Regions from separate parts of the Homo sapiens genome. Here region 2 is linked to region 1. The links are chromatin loops, found by intact Hi-C in ENCODE. Cell type or tissue: CD4-positive, alpha-beta T cell. All regions are shown on one strand. Each heading gives the region's core, and the rest is flanking DNA. Links, peaks and the distances in the headings are about the cores only. Region 1 overlaps DCTN1-AS1 (DCTN1 antisense RNA 1). Region 2 overlaps LOC105374807 (a long non-coding RNA gene).

Evidence for each region. Peaks named below come from ENCODE experiments on the same cell type or tissue, not always from the same donor. Only the 100,000 strongest peaks of a DNase experiment are listed, where the experiment ranks them.
Region 2: it touches region 1 in a loop (4-fold over the local background); 12 of 110 quality-filtered maps call a loop at or near these places.

Annotation. Positions count from the first base shown.
Region 1 is chr2:74,389,417-74,393,812 of GRCh38, forward strand. It overlaps DCTN1-AS1 (DCTN1 antisense RNA 1), which reads left to right. Exons shown (of 3, transcript NR_158174.1): 2 at 1,743-1,827. It also overlaps a transcript of DCTN1 not described here. Among named protein-coding and RNA genes, the nearest start is that of DCTN1-AS1, 6.1 kb to the left of the region's middle. RefSeq lists enhancers at 1,950-1,999, 2,558-3,100, 3,101-3,642 and a silencer at 2,210-2,389. In CD4-positive, alpha-beta T cell, for the core only: CTCF peaks have their summits at 2,729 (motif pointing left) and 2,933; a DNase peak (open chromatin) is centred at 2,685; H3K4me3 peaks cover 1,490 bases; H3K27ac peaks cover 798 bases.
Region 2 is chr2:73,821,588-73,825,983 of GRCh38, forward strand. It overlaps LOC105374807 (a long non-coding RNA gene), which reads right to left. Exons shown (of 3, transcript XR_940246.3): 3 at 1,550-2,633. Among named protein-coding and RNA genes, the nearest start is that of STAMBP, 5.2 kb to the right of the region's middle. In CD4-positive, alpha-beta T cell, for the core only: a CTCF peak has its summit at 2,543 (motif pointing right); a DNase peak (open chromatin) is centred at 2,554.

The DNA of each region.
Region 1 (4,396 bases), core at 300-4,299:
GCAACCTGGGAATCATCTATAATCCCTTTCAACCTATAACTCCAAGCAGCTGCTAGCAATGATAGAGCTGGCAGAGTAAAACCTAGAGTGGCAGTTCTCAATGGTATTATGATTCACCCAACTACTTTGACTCCTCCCTAACAACTTCTTCTCCTTTGTACCCTCATGGTCAGTCAGGCCCCACTTATCAATTCGTCCTTAGTACTGCCTCCTGCATCTTTCCTTTCTCCTCCATTATCACTATCACTACTTCAGTCTGCCATGTAATAGCTTTGAAAATTAAGGCAAATCATTTACCCTCTTTGGTGCATCATCTACAAAACAGCATAACAGCTGCTCTGCCTACCTCGTAGGAATATTAGATCAAATGAAATCATGCCTGTGAAAAGTTCTGTAAAGTGTCATACATAAATATAAGGCATTATTATTATCAACCTAAATTGTCTAATATTGCTATGTGAAGCCTATCCAGCTCCGTCTCCCCCTCCTTCCCTAGTTCCAACCACCTTATACATCACAGTAAAGCACATACATCTGCTAAAATACTGCTTTGTCCCTACACCCATCTGCCCGACATCTTTCACTGATAATCTCATTTCTTACTATAATCAAACAATCCTGGATTCAACAGATGCAGTCCCATCTCTGCACCAGTGTCAACTGCTTAAGATACTTTTCTAGTCTTGCAAGCCACACCCATCCTTCAAAGTCCAGCCAAAGCCCCACTACACTCCACAGAGAACAAAGACAAATTTAAGAAAGGGATTTCTTAAACATAATGGAAGAATTAAATACAATTCCGCTTAGAAAAATCATAGTAGGCACAGCTGTCATCTAATACTTGGAGTCAACATTTTAGGAAGACGGGTAACACTTCTTTCCTGTTTGATTGTTAAGAGATAATCTAGGACCAACAGCATGGAAGTTGCAGAGATGTATTTCAGCAACATGAAGAACTTCCTTCTTGAGCTATTCCAAGAATAAAATGGGATGCCCTATATGCAGATAATTGCCCATTATTTTAAATGTTCAAGCCAAGCTGCAAAATTTGCCAAATTGGCAAGAATATTTCAGATAGAATTCAACACTACAGGGATAACTCGACTAGACTCACAGAATTTTAAATCTGAAAGAAATATTTGAGATCTTGTAGTCCAGACTCCTACCTTATAGGCCTGGACAGATAAAGTGACTCTCTCAAGGCAGCACATCTGTTCTGGAAAACATGGTCTCTAACTTTCAATCCAGTGATCTATACTTTTGCTACTCAGATTGTGTTCCATGGGCCAGCAGCATTAGCATCACCTGGGAACTTGTTAGAAATGCAGAACCAATCAGAATCTGTACTGTAACGAGATCGCATTACATGTGCACGCCATTAAAACTCAAAGCGCACTGACCCATACTGCCCCTTCTAAATCCTGAATTTCTAATTCTGGAACTCCAATTCCCAAACGGTTCCCACATGTTAGCCAGAGGCATCACCCAAGAATAACAGTATATCCTAGTAAAATTTTCAAAATTCTACATACCATACCCCCAGTTGGAGATTCATGGTAAATATTATTAGCATATTAAAGGCTCTGCAATATTCTGTAGTAAAGTTTAACCACGAATTTTCCAACAGCTTTCGAAAACAAAATGCCTTTTTTAAAAATAAAGTTATCATTATCTCTTTTAACATCTCATAGCTTAGGCTTTGGCAGTACATTAAGTAAAGGATGTCAATCTCTACCTCCTAGCTCTTCGCCTCTCGGTACCTTAAGTATACCTGAGTAGCCAGTGGTCAACATGGGTTTGCTGCTCTCCTCACTGCAATAAATGACGGTAAGTTTTCAAATCCCTGCCTCTGAAACAGCAGAGATCCTTATCTGTGTGATTTAGCTGTGGTTCTGTCTAAAGACAAGGGATGCGCAAGATGACCTCAAGGATCATCTTGCCAGCTAAGGCGGACCCCAGGAGTAGGATCACACACACAAGTCATATCCAGACTCCCATGCTGTGAGTCCTTTACGATTTTTCTCCCCGTTTGAGACGAATTTCTCAACCATGTGCCCACAGGAAACCTGTAGCTCAGTATGGATTCAGGGGCGCCTCAGACGCTCGCAGGAACGGAGGGGAGACCCTTGCAGTTCTGGAGGAACTCTAAGGCGCAGTCACTCTGATCCCAGGAGAACAATGCTAGGCTGAAGAGCTGAGGTGGGTCAGACCGGCCTCGGGGCAAACGCTCAGGCGGAGCCCCCGGACCCCGACAAGCGCCCACCCCTGCCAGTCCCCGCCCCGCACACCGGGCTCGGTCCCCAGCCCACCGCCGGCAACCTCACGAACACGTAGGGGGCCGGCGGAGCAGACGGTTGGCAGAGTCGCGCCTCCGTACCTGCACTGTGAGGGGCTCCGCGCCCAGCTCCGACCCCACCGACGACCGACGCCCAAGACCCTGCGGGGCCGGCCCCGCCCTCCCCGCCCTCGTGGGCTGCCCGACTCGCCGCCAGACCCTTCCAGGACCGCCCAGAACCCTTCGGCCCAGAGGCCCAGAGGCGTTCTGGGTCGAGTGAACCCTCTTTTCCCGCAGTCCAGCCCTGACTGAAAACTGCGCACCGACCGCAGCCGGGATTACATCAATCAGGCACAAAGCTGGACACCTGGGACAGGATAAGCGCACGCGCACTGTGCCTGGGAAGCCGATTAGGACCATAAGAAATCGGCGTGTCGTGGCGAGCGCCCTCTTTCGGCGGAGGGGAGAAAGCGCAGAAGGGCTGGAGGACTTATTTGCAAGTGTTAAACTGCTAATTAAAACAATAGCGATAAACCATATCTCCTCCATTAGCCTGGGGGAGAAAATTAAATGTTGCTGCTACTCAGTGTTACCTGTCATATGGGGATACAGGCATTCTCATGCGCTTATGATGGGAATGTAAAATACAAATTTACATAATGGCATTTTAAAATTTTAGACATAGGTTCAAATTCTTTTTTTTCTGTTTTTAAGACAAGGTCTCGCTCTGTTGTCTAGACTGGAGTGCGGTAGCACGCACAATCATGGCTCATTGCGGCCTTGACTTCTCAGGCTCAGGCCATCCTCCCACCTCTCAGCCTCCGTAGTAGCTGGGTCTGCAGGCGCGCACCACCATGCCCTTTTAATTTTCGTTTTTTGTTTTTTGTTTTTTTGTAAAGACGGGGTTTCACAATGTTGCCCAGGCTGGTCTCGAACCCCTGGGCTCAAGCGATCCAATCGCTTCGGCCTCCCAAAGGGCTGGAATTACAGACATGAGCCACCGCACCCGCCTGGGTTCAAATTCTAACTGCAATTTACTAGCCGTGTGAAATCTAGAGTTACTTATTTACCCTCTCTGTGCCTCTGTTTTCTTATTTGTTAAAGTGAGAATGTAAATGATGGTACCTATCTCATTATGTTGTTAGAAGGATTAAGTTAATCCATGTAAAGAGCTGGAAATATAACTATTGTAATGTTATATTTATTTCAGTTAATCTCAGATTTAAAACAAACTGAAAAATTCATAAAGTTGCTGTAAGGGGCAGTAAGCAGTAGAAGGGATGCATTGAGTATCCCCTTTATTACTCCCCCCTTTTCCCTATTTCACCTTCTAAATATTTATAATTATTATTTTGAATAGATAATACGTTTACATGGCTCAAAAATCAGAACACTATTTTAGAATATACACAGAGAAACCTCCCTTCAACCCTGGTTCCCATCGACTCCATCCCCCTTGCCTGCTACAGATAATGCTTATTAGTGTCTTCTTGTTTATCTTTTCAGTGTTTTGTGCAAATATAAACTCATATGAATATATAGTCTTACTCCTCCCATTTCTTATGCCAAATGTAGCATGCCAGATACAATTGGCATAAGTTCTGTTCACTTAATCTATTCTGAAAATCTTTCTAAATCAATAAATTAGAGATCTTCCTCATTTTTCAGCTGCTTAGTACTCTATTGCATGGATACACATAATTTATTAACCAGTTTCTTCTAGTTACATACTTTATTTCCAGTCTTTTAGTATTACAATCTTGCAATGAATCACTTTGAACATAATGACATTCCAATGTGAGCAGGCATATCTCTAGGATACATCTTGGTCAAATAATAAATGTATCTATAATTTTAGTAGAAATGTCTTCCATCTCCTTCAATTAAAGAAAAATAAAAAGTAAATATAAAGACTTTAAAAGATACTGCATATACATATTTTTAATTGTCGTAAAGCATACATAACATGAAATTTACCATTTTAACCATGTTTAAGTTCAGTGGCACTCAGAACATTCACATTGTTGTGCAATCATCACCACTATCCATCTCCAGAACTTTTTCACCTTTCTGTACCAAAAACAAACATGTAAGCAAACAAAACCCTCTGTGATGATCTGA
Region 2 (4,396 bases), core at 331-4,330, 570 kb before region 1:
GGTGATGGTTTGCCCCACCCTCTTGTTTTGGGGTTCATAGGGAAAACCGTCCTCTAGTTTTGTGATAAAGGCTACTTATGGGTTTTTTGTTTGGTTTGATCTATTTCCATGAGAGGATTTGAGGAGATTCAAAACTACACTGCTGCCTCCATCTTTCTAAAATCCTGCTCAATCTTTTGACATAATTATTTTAAACATGGGAACCCTGTAGTTCTCTGTTCCCTTAAACAGAGCTCCATTTGCCCCAAACTAGTTAAGACTCTGAGTCAGACAAGGCTTGCTGAGTCTCCTCTCTCTAACATGGCAACTCTGTACTTGCTCAGTCCATGTTTTGAGTGAGAAGTCAAAACACAACAGCCTAAAGGGCTCATGGGTGGACAATCTGGAGAAAGGCCCTGGTCAGAATGTGCATCGTTTCCTTCTCTTTGTATCTTCTTTCCTAAACGTGTATAAAATTGAATCTCTCATCTGCCCTCCTACCCCCACAAAAAAAAAAACCTGGTTCATACACAGTTTTCTTTATCTCAGTTCATGGTAATGCCATTTTTCAGTTGCTTGGGGCAGAAACCTTTGAAGTCATTTGTAGTGATTTGTTAGAGCAGCGACTAGAAACTAATACAATGCTCATTAGAGTATTGTAACAAGTAAGGTGCCATCTGAAAAATAATATAATTAAGTTAGAAGAAAACCTTACTCTTAGCCACAATCACTTGCTAATGGGATATGTATGCCAGTTGGGTACTGTACATCTCAAACCTTAGAATCAAGTTGGATATTACCAGCATCACTTCCTGTTCCACACTGATTTGCATAGGGCACTTGCCAAAAACCCAGCTTCACAAAGATACAGTATCATTGAAAGTAATGTGGCATGACCTGATGTTGAAACTGTGAACTATACCTACTAGCTAGAAGCTCATGCAATATCTAACAGATGTTGGGTATTGCTATGAATCCTTCACGAATTTAAAATACCCAGCTGCACCCAGATGAATCTGCTGTAGTGTCTTGGGAGCACATTGGTGCACTTTTTTTTTTTTTAAGACAGGGTCTCACTCTGTCACCCAGGCTAGAGTGTAGTGGTGTGATCATAGCTCACTGCTGCAATCTCAGACTCTGGCCTCTAGAGATCCTTCCACCTCAGCCTCCCAAAGCACTGGGATTGTAGGCATGAGCCACTGTGCCTGGCTGGTACACCTTTTGAACCACAGTCCTAATTGGTTTTCCTGTTCCCAGCCTTTTCCCTAAAATTTGTCAACATGGCAGCCATAATGATCCTTTCAAAACACAAATCACAAAACACAAATCAGATCACTCTTTTGTTCAGTCCTTCCCATAGCTTCTCATTTCTCTCAGAGTCAAAGTCAACATTGTTACAGTGGCCTGTGAAATCTTACCTACAGCAGGGGTCAGAAAATATTTTCTATAAAGACTCAGACAGTTAAATATGTTAGTCTTTGTGGGATAGATCATCTCCGTCTCAACAACTCCACTTTCTGGTTGTAGCATGAAAGCAGCCACAGAAAATACATAAACAAATGAGCATGGCCATGTTCCAATAAAACTTTATTTACAAAAACAGGCTGCACTGGTTTGCTGACTCTTGCCCTATATGATTTACAGCTACACTCCCCTTCACTCCACTCCAGGCACGCTGAGCCCCTTTACTGTGCCTTGAATGCACCAGCAAGCTCCTGATTGAAGGCCTCTGTACTTGCTATTCCCTGCCTGGAAAGCTCTTCTTACCTCCAAGTCTTTTCTCAAATCTTTTCAATGGGAGTTTCCTTGACCACACTATTTGGAATTGCAGTTGCCTCACTGCTTCTCCCTTCCTTCAATCTGATTTCCTGTGCCAGGGCCCATTGCTTTCACAGTACTTTGAACCTTTTAATACACTATGTAATTGACTTCTTTATCATGATAATTTTTATAATCCACTACTCCTCCATCCATCACTAAACTACAAGATCCCCAAGGGCAGGGAAATTTTTGTCTGCTTTGTTCATTGATATGTGCCTAATGCCTTAAACAGTGTCGGGCACATAGATGATAATCAGTATTTGTCAAATGACTAACTAAATGAGTATTTTTCAGAGTACACACATAGTGGCATGCAATTCTTTATCCCTCATTAAAAGTTATAGTGCTTGGTCATAATTCAGGCCCTATATTTGAAAAGAAATACGTAAACAAAATATAAAATGATAAAATCTCTCATTCAAAATGTCCAATTCTCAAATAGCCATAAAGTTTCACGTGTCATTTAACTCTTGTTGAAATTCGCAACCTTGAAAATGGCACTCTGACCTAAAACAAAGACTTTGACTTATTGGAAAATAAATTATACAGTCCACAGCTAGCAAGCAGGTAACAAACGAAAAAAATATGTCTAACATAAAACGGATTCCTCATGTACACATTTAAACATAAATTTAAACAATATATACACATTAAAAATATTTCCAAGCATGCGTAAGAACTCATTTTCCAAAGTGGTCATTTTTCTTGGAGATGAGAGAGACCAGTCTTCAAACAAACTGTAGGGGGAGCTCCAAACCACAGATTCACCTTCATGTTACTGGTTTTACAGTAGCCTTCTTAAGAACAACTTCACTGGGTAATTCCAACTCCAGCTGAAAAGGAACATATATGCATGCATTCATAATGCACAAACTTAAAAGATCCCAGTGCATTTGCTACATTTCCCTTTATTTGAATCAGCTCATTCTATATCTTTTTCTTCCCAAGTACTTTTCAAACCTATTTGTCATTTTATATTCCCAATGGACTCATAGCAAAAATTTTAACAATGTGAACAATTTGTTTTTAGTACACACTCCATTTCTGCTTTCATAGCCCCTCCATTCCCAAGCAATGTTCAAGATAGGCTGTTTTAGTGTCTCAATGCATGGAGCTCACCTAGCCTCCCCTTGAGAATATTGCTCATCTTTTAAAGAATTTTTTCCTTCTAATGGCTCTAAACCTTCATCCACGGAAGACTTAAAACAACTGGAACTCAGTTTTTCTTTTTTCTTTTCTTTTCTTTTCTTTTTTTTTTGAGATGGAGTCTCACTTTGTCGCCCAGGCTGGAATGCAATGGCACGATCTCAGCTCACTGCAACCTCTGCCTCCTGGGTTCAAGTGATTCTCCTGCCTCAGCCTCCTGAGCAGCTGGGACTAGAGGTACCCACTACCACGCCCAGCTAATTTTGTATTTTTAGTAGAGACAGGTTTTCACTATGTTAGCCAGGGTGGTCTTGATCTCCTGACCTTGTGATCTGCCCACCTCAGCCTCCCAAAGTGCTGGGATTATAGGCATGAGCCACCATGCCCCGCCCAGTTTTTCTTTTTCACTGTGGTAGACCCATGCCAGACACAGACCCATGAGCTTGAAAGATATTCAATAAACACTTGCTCAATTAATAAAGGCATCTAGCCTTTAGGCTTTCTGCTTCTAGCTCTAAGTGCCTTGCAGAGAAGAGTGGGTCCCAAAAGCATAACGGTCATTGTTTTTCATTGTTCATCTCAGTAATCAGCATAATTGGCTAATTACATTCCTGTAAATCATTTTGGGGACAGTGAGACAATATTTATCTCAACAACATTTGAACATTCAACAATGTTCATTGAGTGTCACATCTGGTTTCGCAAGCCATTCTAGGCAGTGGGGATAGAGCTGTGAGCAAGGCAGAAAAGGATCTTAACTTTCTGGAAATTATATTCTAGTGGGGAATGAAAGACAATAAGCAACCCAAATCATATCAGACAGTGGTAAGGATTATCAAGACAATTAAAATAAGACCAACTAATGAAGGATGACTGGGTGGCTCCTTAGAATGGGTGGTCAGAGAAGTTCTCCTTGAGGAGGTAACATGTAAACTGAGAAATGAATGATGAGGCAGAGCCAGCCAAGTGAAGATGAGGGTAAAAGCATCCCAGGAAAAGGAGTCAGCTATGCAAAGGTCTTGAGTGGAAAAGCAGATGTTTGGATGGTGTCGGTGGAGAGTATTAAGCAAGGAGATTGGGAGATGAAGTCAGAAAGGCAACAGGGGCCGAGTCACTCTGTAATCCCCAGTAAGGAGTGTGGATGTTTATTCCAAGTGCCATGGGAATTCACTGAAGAGTTTTAAGCCGAGGAGTGATGGAATCTGATTTTTGCTTTAAAAAGATCATTAGTGGCCAGGCGTGATGGCTCACACCTGTAATCCCAGCACTTTGGGAGGCTGAGGTGGGTGGATCACTTGAGGTCAGGAGTTCAAGACCAGCGTGGCCAACATGGCAAAACCCTGTCTCTACTAAAAAATACAAAAATTAGCCAAGTTTGGTGGCGAGCACCTATAATCCCAGCTACTCAGGAGGTTGAGGCAGGGAGAATTGCTTGAACCTGGGAGGTGGA